Regions from separate parts of the Mus musculus genome. Here region 2 is linked to region 1. The links are chromatin loops, found by intact Hi-C in ENCODE. Cell type or tissue: left cerebral cortex. All regions are shown on one strand. Links, peaks and the distances in the headings refer to the core of each region. The heading gives the core; the rest is flanking DNA.

Region 1 (7,068 bases), core at 816-5,815:
AAACTCAGAGCCAGAAAATGTCTCCTCCTCGATACCTGAAGTAGCAACTCTCAAAGTTTTAGTATTCTAAATTCTTTGACTTCCTTAACATTCCTCAATTTTTCAACCAAAATCATTTCCTGGCTACAAAATGTAACAATAATTCGTCATGATGGCAAAGCTAGGCCAATACACTACAGAACAAAGCTAGGCCCTGGAGCCCCAGACTGGATCTGCTGGTTCCCACTCAATGCATGAAGATGATCAGTCACTATACACCCAACACCACGTCTGCCACTTCTCCTCAGGTACTTGTTTAACCAGACCAGTTGTCCTTGCTAAGGGTTACCTGCACCACAAAACACCCTGAGAGGGAGTAATGGAGGGCTGGAGAGATGGCTCAGTGGTTAGGCACACTTGCTGCTAATACATGATGGCCCACAACCATTCAGAACTCTAGTTCCTGGAGATCTGACATCCTCTTCTGACCTCTTGAGAGCAACAAGCACATGTGTGGTGCATACGCAAAAATGCAGGCAACATTCATACACATAAAATAAAAAAATCTTTTAAAATATATATATTTAAGGCAAAAGGGTACTGATGGATTATACTCACCAGAACCAAGCCCAACCTAGAGCAGTAGTCTGATTTAAAAAGTGGCGAACAGCACTAGGGCTCAGGACCACACTCTAAAGTCAGACAAAGGATGTTTCTTCAATACCTTTGTGGGAGTGCCCTGATTCTTCAACTGAGGGCACCTGTCCTTGCAATTAGGGCTCTGTGTCGTCGTCGTCCCGACCCCCCCCCCCCGCACAAGTTAATTAATACTGTTATTAGTATAATTTCCTTTTCCATTTTGATTTACAGCATAATGGCCTGGAGAGAGTACAAACTAAGGAGTGAACGAGACAGCATGCTTACAATTTCACCTATAAAATTATGACAAACTAGGAAATATTTTGTTAATTGTGGGGTCTTGGTGAGAAAAGCAGTGAGTCATTGTTTAAATGCCAGTTTACTGATTATTAAGGTGAGTTAAAGAAAGGGGAAATAATTTAAAACTCTGCCCTAGTTCCCACCACCACCGAGAAAACTTCCAGAGATTCAGTATGGGAGGGAATTGGTCACGAGTCATCTCAATCAACCGTACCGCGAAACTTTTCTGAGCTATGAAACAACTTGTCTCATAGATCTAATTACATAGGAATGGAAGAAGGGAAGGAAGGAAGGAAGGAAGGAAGGAAGGAAGGAAGGAAGGAAAGAAGGAAGGAAGGATCCACGACTAAACTGTTCCAGCAAGAATACTTTGAACACTGTCCCTACAACTTTTTCCATTCGTGTCGCAGTACTGCCCCAATTCACCGAGCCTTTCCATAAGGCACAACGCATATTAGTCTCCTTAAAAAGCATCTGGGGTAGGAGGAATGAGTGAACAGAAGAATCTACTAACGCAGCTTTATTCGAAAATGCCGTGATGTTAGCTAACACCTTGTACGCTAATTTTAAAAATAAAATTCAAAATATCTGTGGATAGCTGGAGAAATGGCTGGGCGGTTAAGAGCACTGACTGCTCTTCCGGAGGTCCTGAGTTCAAATTCCAACAACCACATTGGTGGCTCACAACCATCCGTACAGCTACAGTGTACGCATATAGATAAAATAAATAAATCTTTAAAAAAAAAAAAAGTATCTGTCGATTATACGGAGTGTGCCTAAAGAAGAGCCCAGAGATCTCGATGCTCAACATATATGAACGTCCCACCATGGAGTAAGACTTCTCTCATTCTCTGCATTAAAACACCTGCGAGCCACCGTGCTCATCCCCTATAGAAACGCCGCGCTCCCGGAGCCCCAAACTAGCCAGCAAAACTTTGCCGGGGCGCACGGATTTCCAGCTCCCTCCCGCCCGCCCATCCTCCCCGGGGCTGCTCCAAAGTTCTTGCGGCATCCCAGGCAATCGTCTCAGCGAACGAAGTTTGCCTGGGTCCTGCCCACTCGCGCTCCCGCAGGACGCAACTGAAACTTGCAAGGGAGACACGTCTCCCCGGGGACCGAAACTTGCACGCGGGGTGGGGGAGGAAGGCGGCCGGAGCGTTCCGCCTCCCCGGGGGTCTGCACGCAGCGCCGAGCCCTCTCGGCCCCCCGCCCGGCCGCTCCCGCGCGCGCGCCCGCCCGCCTGTCAATCACACCGCAGACCACCACCCCCACGCGCGAGCAACACGGCGCGCGGGGTCCACGGGAGCCGGCTCGGGCCAGGCCGCGCCGCCGCAGCGTGCCCTCTGCCCGGGGCCGGGAATGGCGGCGACCGGCTGCCCGGAGCCAGTTCCGACCTGGCCCCCTCGCCTTTAGACCCCGCCAGCCCCTGTAGCAGCGGCTGAAGAGAAAAGGAAGTTACCTCCAAGCGGTCCCGGCGGCGGCGGCGGCGGCCAGTCGCGGGAGGCCGAGAGGTCCGGCGCGGCGGCGGCGGCGGCTACCGCAGTGCCCTCCGCCCCATTGTTTCCCTTCCAGGAGGCTCCCGGCAAAGCCGAGCCCGGGAACCAGGAAGTTCCCCGGCGCGACACCTCCAGCCGCCGCCGCTATGGAAACGGCCCCCGCCTTCCCCAGGGCGGCTCTCCCGGGACCCCGCCTCCGCGCCGCCGGCCCCGCCCGCCTCACCGGCCGCCAACAGTCGCCGTTGCGGCCGCGGCCGCCGCCATCTTGGCGCGGGCGGACAGCCCCTGCCTTCCCGGCGGCACGTGCGCTGTTCCCGCGCTCCCGCCGGGCGCGCGCTCGATGGGCTGCGGGCGGAGGCCGACGGCCCGAGCCCCTCTGCATGAAGAGGGGGTCCGCCGACCCGGCGGCGCCCAGCGATCGCTCCAGAGCTACTCACGGGCTGGGACCAGTGCTGTGTCTGACACCTGAGGGCAGCCGGCAGAGCACGGCGCCTTTCGCGGATGAGGCCCGTCCGCTCGCCAGCCTTCAGACGTTGCCTACTGCACTTGGGTTTTTCTTGGACTCGGTATCCTCACCCGTGAAGTGAGAGGGAAACTGTACCTGCTTCGTGGAGTTGTTCCCCGCGCAAACAAATGCTTGGTAGTGTGTGCACAGTGAATCTGTCAACAGAGTGGCTCTGTTACTGACACAAGGTCACACAGTCAATTTCCAGGCATTTATGCCAAGAGTTCAGATCAGCACAACTTTAAGTAGGCTACTGTGTGCAAGCCTTTTGCTGCCTAAACAGTGTTCATTCCCTGGCCCATCTTTCTTTAGGTCAGCTTTTTCTGTGTCAAGAGTTTTAATCCCCACGGTCTTCCATTAAGAACTGATGTAAAAAGGGGATGATGTAAACTTCCCAACACTGTAATTTGCTGACGGTTAAATGATTTATTCACTAGAAGCAGCAAAGGTTTGGGTGTGCGAGTAGCTAAAAGGCTTCTGTCCTTGTTTCCAGGAACTAGAATTACTATAGCTGGCAACTGTGCACTGCGTTTACTCTTTCCCAGGCTGGTGAAACCTGACACTCACTGCAAACTGTGTTCCTTGAGGAATTGAGGAGAGGCAGAGTCCTGGCCCTTCCTGGGCTTGCAGACTTTAACACCTGTGACTCCTTGGGTCTTAGATGGCCTCTGAGGCCACTTCTGACTCTCAAATGCTGATTAACCAGTGAAACCCAGGGCCTTTTGGACAGACAGACAGACAGGCGCGCGCGCATCCCTTCATTCAGGTCTCCATTTAAACCAGGTTTGGAAACACTACTTTGGGTTTTGTTTTGTTTATTGATTTGTTTATTCTGGTATGTACAAATGGCACAGTTGGTTTGGTGAAAATCAGGTCAAAAGTTGGATGGTCATGGGAATTTTTTCAACACTCAAATATAAGGAATAGAATTCCAAAATTAGCAAGTCACCAAAGAGCTCTCCATTTGTGACAATGCCTACAGCTTCCAAGTCTTTGATGACAACACATGCACATACGCATGTACTTACATTGTGCTTTGAAGATTGCAGAAGTCCTCCAAAAGACACTTACTGAATTAAAGTATAACGTTTGAGTTACCGTCTCTCCGGATACCTTGGGAACCCCACAGAGGCTCAAGAGAATTCATCCAGAAATTTTACCACAAATACAAAAATATCAATGAGTTGGAGGGGCAATGCTGGACACAGCTTGCTTCACAAACTGAAGGAGAAGTTTCAGATGTGTGTGTGAAGTTTATATTAGTGTAATACTATATTCTAGACTTAACTGTCAGCACTGTCGGCCCAACTTCAGACTTAGCAGTCTGTACTATTATTCAGAAATATATTCAAGAATGAGGGTAGCTGAATTTCACTGAAAACCTACACAAATAGGAACACTTGAGTCTTGGGGTAGTCGTTTAGCAACCGCTGTCCTAAAAAAAAAAATGCATATTTAAGTTATGTCCGCCTTGTGATCCTATTCCCTCTAACATACGATAGATATCATACATGTGATTCCCCCTTCAACTGGGGGGAAAGTTCACTGTCAAAATCCCAGAGAAAATGAAAGGGGGAATAAACAGTTTGTATCTCCAATGAGAATATTCTGCAAATGCCAGCCATTTAGAACTTTCCGATCACATAACAGGAAGAGTGATGTTTGCATTTCGTTTTTAAAAGTTATGTTATACTCATGACAATACTTACAGAATATTGCCAAAGGTAAAAGTACATGTTTAAGTTTCCCACAAGACTCCATAATAACTAGGGTTAAGAGTATAATTTGCGGTGAGAACATGAAAATATAGAACATGGGGAAATTTTCAAAAGTAAACCATGCATCCTTAGCTTTCATCTTCAAAACTGCAGATCAAAGGCGCTGTTCCTAGAGTCTCCTGTAAACTGAGACCTTGCAATGTGGATCGATGGCTATGCAGTCCATTCAGGTTTGGGGAGTAGCAAAGTGGGTTGTGCCGTGGAGACTCTGGAAAGCCTCATGTGATTCATCTTACCCACTACAGTCATTTCTGAAATTCCCTAGGAGTGTTTTGTTGACTCAAAAAGTCAGTTCCAATATCACTGTATATAACTCATCATGATAAAAAGAAAGCAAGCATATCAGTGGATATCCATGGACCACATGTCAATGAAATCAGCCACATCCACATGGCTCATAGTTTTTCCTTAATAAAGTCCTTCAGATTAAAAGAGAAAGTATTGATGGCAGACCAGAAGAAGGATCACAAACAGTAGAATTCCACATATGTTACAAACAGTTTGTTACAACAATCTGGGGTGATCTTACTTATTGCTGTTTTGGGGGACTTGGGAAGTGCCCCTATGTTAGAAACATACAAGCCATGAGGTTTGGGACTTGTTTGTCTTCCATCCTGTTCTGTTCTTTGGTCCACTTTGCTCTCTGGCCAGAGTGAGCTTCCTCTGAATAAATATAGAAAGAATGAGGAGGAGAGAAAGGGAAAGGAAGGACCAAAGGATACAAAGGTGTATCAGTACCCAATTTGTATCAATACCCAATATGTAAAACGTTTCTCATTTTTTCACATGCTCAAACATCTTATGACTCAAAAACAAAAACAAATCAAAGCTTAGAAACAACTCCTTTTCAACCACAGAAGTTTCCACTCACTATCTCCTCTACTCCTTGCTTGTAGCCAACCTGTTCCTGACTACACAGTAAGACATCACAGTCTGCCAGGAGTCTGTAACGAGGCTGGATCACTTTTCAGATGTGCCACTTTGTCTTCCTAGCTCCGGCGGACTTTCTGTCAGCAGCGCTTCCGTCTACCATATGTCAGCTGCCCCAAGTCCCTTCCCAGATGCCATACCATTATTTTTAGGACATATATTCGCCCATTCTGGAACGGGGTTTGAGCACGTGCTACAGCGCCAGTATGGCACTCGGGGGACAACTTTCAGGAGTCAGTTGTCTCCCTCTCCCGTTCAGGTCCCAGGGACTGAACCCTGGGTCATCAGAATTGACAGCAAGCGCCTTAACCTGTAGAGCCATCTCACCGGTCCCATGATTTTTTAAGTTTCATCAAACCGATAAAATGTAAATATTAAGATGCACACATATATAAGTATTTAAAAATTAAAATATGACTTCCTGGCTTTTTTGTCTCCATTTTAGTGATAAAACATTAGCCTTCATGTACATGATTGTTATTAACTTTCTAACTCTGTGTATGTTGAAAGGCAGTTTTCCTAGGAAACCTCCCAGTGAACCATGCCTACCAATACTCACACAGTTAGCCACCCTCCGTTTATATCTACGACGGCCCTGTGACTCAGTGTGGAGGGAATGAGGCAGAGTGATTGATCTCTAAGATGAGAGCAGAAGAAGCCTCAAGGTTCTACCTGAGTCTCTGAAATCCTTTGTGCACTTTCTCTCAGAATTCAAATACTGTCAAGGAAGAAACTCAGGCATCTTACAGTGAGCACACCAGATAGCCAACTTCACCTGAGCCCACTGCCAACAGCCGCTAACCTCAAACTGGCGACATGGGCAAGGCAACTGGGTATTGCATGCCTGGAGTCCCAGCTGAACGACACCCTGAGAAACCCTAGGTGGTGACCTTCCAGGTGAGCCCAGGGAGCCACAGAACAATAATAAATTGCAGATAGACTTCAATGTCTTTTGTCACAAACCTGCAGGAAAAGTGCAGTAAATTTATTAAGAATGAAGTTCTGAGCTGGAGAGGTGGCTCAGTCAGCAAGGCACTTGCCACACAAGTGTGATACCCAAGTTCAGTCCCCAGAAGCCATATGGAAAGCCAGGCATAGTGGCACACTGTTATGATCCCAGTATTGAGAAGCAGAGACAGGTGGATGCCTGGGACTTTCTGGCCAGCCAGCTAAGCCCAACCAGGGAGCTCTAGGACAATCTGAGACCATGTCCCCTACCAAACAAGGCAAACTGCTCCTAAGTGACATTCAAAATTAACCTCTGACCTCCACACGCTCACACACTGTGCATGAGTCCCCAGACACACATGTGCCCCCCCACACACACACAAAGTTCTAAAGCTATATTTAGTCACATTTCACCTAAAGTTTAATAACAAAATAACATCAAAATCTGCAGAAATGCCATGGTCATAGGTCAGGCTATGAAAACAAGGTAAAA
Region 2 (7,068 bases), core at 934-5,933, 66 kb after region 1:
CCATCTACATTGGAGTCCAGCATGGTCCCAGATAGTACCCTTCTTCTCTACCAAAGTTCTTAGTCCAGAGAAGACTTACTAGGTGTCACCTTTATTATCAACAAAATTAATATCAGGTACTGTCATATATATTTCTTAAAAACAAGCATTTTTCATAATACTAAGACACTTGATTCAAAGACACTTATGCCCAGCCACAGAGAGAGCTGTATTGAGTCAACAGCCAAGATGAAGAGCCTAAAGCTTCACGTAGGTCCTCGGTCTCCCTGTGTTCTCTAAAACTACCTATTTATAGGTCTGTCATCCTTATGAGTCCCCTCCCCCTAAAGAGAAGAAGCATCGTGGGAACACAAGCCATGCCTGACTTTGAGATGTTTTTGTTACCACATCCCAGTGGCTAAGGATGGCACACGTTGGACATGAATTACTAGCTACAGTGGGAATTTCAACATCATGAAATCCAAAGCAGTGGACTAAACTGGACATGCCGCACACACCCGGGAGACCCAGTCCCAGAGAGTTCTGCCTTTCCTCTTCCTCAAAAGCCTGTCCCCACAGGAAAGTCATCCAGCTGAGGACAACCTTTCCCTTTTTTAACATTTTAAAGACAAAAAGCATCTGTCCGGTGCAGACTCTCCATGACTTCAGGGTGAACTAGTTTAGTTCATGGCACCGTACGTAGCTTTGAATCCTGGGTGACAGAAAGGACAAGTGGACATTAAGTTTGATCTTGTTTTAAAACCATTACAGCTTCACTTAAAGGGTCACTCTTCCAAAAAGACTGAAGCAAACCCCATATGACACACATGTGGTACAGACCCTTTCGCAGGTTATCTGAGACAGTAATGTAACTGACACCATCCACTCTCTGGCTCTGTGTGGTGTTTAAGCTTGGGATGCTGCAGAGAATGAGGAAGGAAGGGCTCACATGTAGGACAGGCAGCCCATAGGGGACATCTAACCTACCCTGATTGAGGACAGCAGGAACAGCATTATTAATATGTAAGTCACAGCCCAAATGAAACTACCGTCATTCCCAGGACAGAGCCAAGCACAGCCAGGCTCTGAGCCCTTCCTCACTGGAAGGGAACCGGAATAATCAGGGAAGGTCTCCGTCTCTGCTACTGAGAAATCCCAAAGAAACCTTCAGGGCTGGGCCTAGATGTCAACGTGCAGAAATGGATTTATGATGGTGTATTTAAACATAAATCCTCAAAGAACTACCATTGGCCCACCATGCTGCAAATGCCTATCTAACCACTCAGTGTCCTTTAACATCTGCTGCCTTTCGATGAGGACTTGAGATTAATGATGACCTACCTACCCCTTCACCTAACTGCCCAATAAAGGGAGAGAATCTGTGTGTGTGCATGGTGGGATACTTATCTAAGATCATGCCACGGTGGAGCCTTGCCCCTAAAACAAAACAATATTACAATGGTACGTTCTCTCTCTCTCTCTCTCTCTCTCTCTCTCTCTCTCTCTCTCTGTGTCTGTCTGTCTGTCTCTGTGTGTGTGTGTCTTTCTCTCTGTCACTCTTTCTCTCTGTCTCTGTCTCTCTCTGTATGTCTATCTCTGTGTGTGTCTGTCTCTCTGTCTCTGTCTCTTTCTCTCTCACTCATACACATACAGAAAGAGAGAAAAAGAGAGAGAGAGGCAAGGATGTGGCTGTCACCCCTCCCAGGCACAGTCTGTGTTGAATGCAGTCGTCACTTCAGTAGGTGTCTGTTTGGTAAATGAATAAGCAGATGGCAATGCACAGGGAGACAGAAATGGCATCCACCTCCAGAACTGGAATGTGAGGCTTGATCCTCCAACTGTGAATTTTACGAATTTCCTGCTGCCTGCTAGGTCCCTGCCTTTCTCACTGGAGCCTGGAAATATGGAGGCAAGAACTTGGAAGGTAGGGAAACAGTGCCTGAAATGGCATAGGGTGGGGTGGGGGGAGGGTGGGGAGGGGTTGGGAGCAGAGGAGAGGTAGGATAGGGTGGGAGTCAGGGAGCTGAAGACAGGCAATACAAGGTTTCCGGACCCTGAATGTTCTCTGTTCCAGAATGGGACGGTGTTTCCTGTTAAGTCCCCCTGCACATTACTCATTGTGAGAAAATCTAGAAGCTTCCTCATCTTCTAGAACCCTCCTCCGAAAGAACTCCCTTCCTGCTGCACAGGGGTAGGAAAAGAGCTCGCCTTGCCTCGATCTACAGCATGCGTGGAACAAGAAAAGAATCTACCATTGCAATCACAGGCCTGCTTCATCGTGATGTCAAACACTTGGTCATCTCTGTCTACAAGAGAACGAGGCTGGGTGACATCACAGAGGCCCCGCCCAGCCCCTTTTACAAGAAGCCTCCAGGTGAGCCTGTAGGCCAACGCTCTTTTGTTCTGGGCACCAGAGGCCCACGTCAAACCCATGCTCTGCCTGTTCCCTCTGAGAGGGAAAAGGAGAAGGTCACATGTCATCTGAGCCTCACGCCTCAAAATCCTACCCAATCCTGAATGCTCCTTCGCTGCCAAGCAGCTCTGGACTTGGAGAACCCTGGGAAGCTGCAGGGCTTTGGGCCAGGCATGGGGGAAATCCTTTCATTCTTTACTTCTTCTCTTCTTCTGGACATGACCCATTAAAACAAAACCCCAGCGCAGTGGGTATGTGTTTACCGATGCTATTTTTAAAGCCCTCTAGGGAAGTGGTTTGCTAGCACTCTAGGGCGGGCTGTGAGCAGAAGTGATTTCACGTGTCCTGGGCTGGGAACAAAGGGGCGGCTTGGGCCTGTTCTCACCGCGCCCACCTGCGGCACTGAACAAGCACCTCAGACTGTAATTACCTCTGCCAGTAGAGCTTGTTTCAGAAACATGTGGCTTCCCCCACAGTGGGATAACTGCCAGGCCCAAGTTTCTGGGGACTGACCCTGAACAGCTCGGGCTGCTTCTCCAGCACTCGATGAGTTATGTGAGTCACGGTCCAATTAAAAACTGGGCAAGGAAAAGAATGAAAGGAAGAGACAAGAAAGCCATGTAAGGATGCCAGGCGGGCAAGCAGTTAAACATCCTGACTCTAAAAAGATGCCAACACAAAATCTCAATTTATAAAAGTTGAATGGCCTAGAAGGGAGGCAGTTCTACCCATTGTAATACATGAATGGTTTCATTTCACATAAAAAAAAAAAAAGAAAGAAAGAAAGAAGGAAAAAGAAAAAAAAATTCATCAAAAGTTTCTTTCCGTTTGGTTTCTCCTCCAGTGATTTTGAAATAGGACTAAGTTGTCAAAAACCTGATTTACATACAACGTTTTCGGCTCTTGTCTGGCGTAGAACAGGCTATAACTGGATTCTGAAACTAGCAGCTTAAGCACAGAAAACACCAAATGCTTTTGTAGCTGAAGATAATAATGAGTGCTCATTTGGCATGAAATATAAACAACTCATTAAAGGACTTCCAATATCTTTTTAAAAAATAAAGAAAACAATACAGTCCAGGAGACAACATGGTAACTCTGAGTTTCTGGTCACCAGGCAACCTCTACAGAGCACAAGCCGGTGGGAATGGAGTCCCTGGCTCCTCCTTCTTTGGTCACAGAGCAAGTTGAAGAGTGGGGCCTGGGGGTCACCATGGCTTCCCATCTGGTTGATCTTAGATATGAAGTCACATTATTGAGAAATTATTGACATCTTTGGGACTGGAGAAAAGGCTTAGCAGCTAAGAGCACTTTCTGCTCTTGCAGAGGACCTGGGTTCGGTTCTCAGCACCCACACTGGGTGGCTAACAATGACCTATAACTCCAGTTTCGGGGGAATCAGACTCTCTCTTCTGACCCCTACAGGTACCAGGTGTGCACTGTGGCATGCACATACACTTCAGCACACACACCTACAGAGAAAATAAAAATAAGTATATTGTTTTTAATAATTTACACATTTGATATTTAGATCACTGTGGGGGGAATGGGCTATGCACAGACAGCCTGTTCTCCAGTCAAGCTGAGGTCTTGAACCCCAGTGGGACCCAATGGGTGGTTTTCCACCTACATGGGATGGAAGGCGTTTGATCATGTCTCCTGGACCCCTGGCTCCTGTCAAAGTTACCGCTCCCACAGCCCCCACAAGAGAGGCATGTGGCTAGCAGTCACGTAGACAATGTCCCAAGCTTCTGGCCTTCTGGCTAGATTACTCCTCACAGTTACCTAGCAACAGCAAGATAAGCCCACTATAAGAGGGGCTGTTTGACCCCTCCTCCTCTCTAAGCTTTTACCTCTCTCTCTCTAAACCTTCACCTTTCTTACTTTCTAACTCTTTCTCTCTTTCCTTTCCCCCTTCTCTCCTCTTGGCCATGGCTGGTCTCTTTCTTTTACCTTCTCTCTTTCCCCCTGCCTTTCTACAATAAAGCTCTAAAACCATAGACTGTCTCTGATCATGAAGGCCCACCATGCTTGAAAGATGGGATAGGCTTTCTCCTAACGAGCTGTGTCTAACCTCCCATCAGAAGACCTTCCTACGTTGCAGCCACGGACTGGGCTAAAGACTCTTGCCTGTATGGGAACCACCCAGCGCCCTTCTTTCCCCTGCCCTCTCTTCCCATACCTCCAGGGACAAGTGCCACCCCAGGGCCCCTATTCTGTTCTCAGCTCCTCTGCCGTATCCAGCGTGGGATACCAGGGAGACTGAGAACCTAGTACCAGGGGCTGCCCCTTGTCCAGCCCCCGCCGTGTGGGGTCAGTGGCTTCACACAGCCAGATGTCCACCCGAGGCCACATGGAATGCATCCAGCAATCCTCCTGCATCCACCTGCCCAGAGCACTGGAAGTCTGGCTGGACTTGGGCTCTCAACCTCCCCCCTCTTTCCCTACACCCATGGCCCTGCAGATCACTATAACACAACACACATAGATAAGTATGTATCTATGACATCACACCATCAAGTTCATAAATATATCTTCTAAGGTTTCCTCCCAGCCCTGTATTATGATTTATGCATGTGTGCTTACATGCATGTGTGTGTGTGTGTGTGTGTGTGTGTGTGTGTGTGTGTGTGTGTGTATAAGGGTTTTTAATAGCTCCACTCTTAGAAAAACATAAATATCCAACACAGTACACAATCCTTTGCCCCACCTGCTGTTTGATTTCTTTCCTAGGTTTGAGTCACCTATGGCCAACTACAGTCTGAGAATATTAAATGGAATAAGTAATTCTAGAAATAAGTAATTAATAAGTTCTCAATGACCATTTTATAGTGTATTGTCACAACCGAGCTGTTATCTTGTTATTAAATCTTACTCTGGCTAGTTTATAAATGAAGCTTTATCAGAGGTTTGTGTGTATTCGAGAAAACCTACTTAGGATCTGAGAGTAAGTGGGGTTTCACATATCCACAGGAGGGCCTTGGAAGTTATGTCCAACAGACATGAAGAGACCAGTACATGGTTAGGTCCAAGCACCAGACTAGAAAGTAAAAATCCAGAACTTTCTATCAATATACAGTGGAAACCTTGTGCCATTTACCCATGACCTCCCTGAAGCCCCCAGTGACCACCATTCTACTCTCTAGTTCTGTGGATTTGAGTAGCCGTGATTGATCCCCCATATAACCAACACCCTTTTTAGCAATCTTATATTTAAGGTGAAGTTTGAGTTTGGCATAGGTCCAGGAAGCAGTACACAGTCTTAATAGATCCTTGTTTCTGGTCAGTTTCTTTTCTATACGTGGTCATGTTGGACATGCCTAGACCATACTTTTAGACCAAGTGACTTCAGCCTCTTTGGTGTGCTCTCCCTGGGTTCTAGCTCAACCTGTCCTTCCTCTATTGGTTTCAGGCCAGCCTGCAAGCTCCTAAAGTTTTGAACTAAGGAAGCATATGGTCACTATTTGCTGAGGTACAGGCGTAGATTGTGGCTGGGTGTGGTAGCTTCTCTCTGAATGTTCCTGTGTTCCTGTGGGGTAGCAAAACCTTCAGAAAAAGGAATGGACTCCAACTAGAATATTAGATATCAGGAGGCAGAGGAGGTATTAGAAAGGACCGGGGTTGTCATCAAAGTGAAGCACACGCAAGGCCTGACCAAGTGCTTTGGGGTAGACCAGTTGTTCAAGTCACACCATTGCTCACTGTTGCAGTTGCAAGACTTCCCTTCAGCCTTTTTGACTTGGCTTTAACAAGAGGAAGGCTAATTCCTGTAATGTAGCCTTGATAATGCTCTATATTGGGTGACAGGGGACTCTGATACCCAGAGTGAGGGCTTCATTCAACAGAAGATCTAAATACAGGTCTGAGAAAGACATCTGAGCAGAGAAATCCTCTGCAGGAGCCTGACTGTCATGCGTATCCCTAGTCCTCACTATTTTGCAAGTATTCTGGATGTGTAGTATTAAGACCCACAAGGAATGAGTCACTGATGACATCACCTCCATCCCTGCCTGAAGAACCAGTTTCACCTGCCCACTGCCTCCACTTGTCACCTACTAGATTCCGGCCCAGGTGGCAGGCTTTACTGTTAACTTGAAACAAACTAGGGTAATTTAGGAGAAGAGAGCTTCAATTAAGAAAAACGCTTTCATCAGATTGGCCTGGAGGCAAGCCTGTGGGGTATTTTCTTTTTTAGTGATTATTGTAGGAGAGCTCAGCCCAGAGTGGGTGGAACCACCCCTACAGAGGCTGTGTGGAAAGGCAAGTTGAAGGAGCAAGGAAAAGCAAGCCAGTGAGCAGCATTCCTCCATGGCGTCTGCCTCCAGGCCTGCCTCCAGGTACCTGCTTTGAGTGACGGTGACCCCTCCCTCTTACACTTACTCCCTGCAGAGGATGTTTTCTTAGCATAGTAGCTACCATTTCGGACATTTAAGACTAAGAGTCTGAAAATTATCTCCAGAGTCTATAGACACACGTGTCTAGCATGGTGTCAAATGACCTTTTCTGGGGCAACATGAACTAATGACTATTGACTCCAGATAGGGTACCAGTGACAGACAAAATAATAATAATAATAATAATAATAATCTATGTAAGTCTACCTTGGTTAAACTAATAAGAGTAATGGGTTACTTATATGAACATGGAACAGGGGCTATTTATTGGAGTAAACAACT

The links. A loop is a pair of places that touch in the nucleus more often than their neighbours do. Peaks named below come from ENCODE experiments on the same cell type or tissue, not always from the same donor. Only the 100,000 strongest peaks of a DNase experiment are listed, where the experiment ranks them.
Region 2: a loop joins it to region 1, with 3 times the contacts of the local background. A loop is called at or near these places in 9 of 42 quality-filtered maps.

What each region holds. Positions count from the first base shown.
Region 1 is chr2:6,318,264-6,325,331 of GRCm38, reverse strand. Usp6nl (USP6 N-terminal like) reads right to left here and starts at 2,575. Exons shown (of 15, transcript NM_001080548.1): 1 at 2,378-2,575. It overlaps A230108P19Rik (RIKEN cDNA A230108P19 gene), which reads right to left. Exons shown (of 7, transcript NR_040333.1): 7 at 3,721-5,360. In left cerebral cortex, for the core only: no CTCF peak of the experiment used is centred there; DNase peaks (open chromatin) are centred at 2,045, 2,619 and 3,354; H3K4me3 peaks cover 1,978 bases; H3K27ac peaks cover 1,316 bases.
Region 2 is chr2:6,252,029-6,259,096 of GRCm38, reverse strand. A230108P19Rik (RIKEN cDNA A230108P19 gene) reads right to left here. Exons shown (of 7, transcript NR_040333.1): 3 at 2,823-2,970. It overlaps Gm46730 (a long non-coding RNA gene), which reads right to left and starts at 2,259. Exons shown (of 3, transcript XR_001783226.1): 1 at 2,232-2,259. It overlaps Gm13383 (a long non-coding RNA gene), which reads left to right. Exons shown (of 3, transcript XR_373972.4): 2 at 1,852-1,903; 3 at 2,054-2,234. In left cerebral cortex, for the core only: no CTCF peak of the experiment used is centred there; DNase peaks (open chromatin) are centred at 1,759, 2,670, 2,853 and 3,281; H3K27ac peaks cover 827 bases.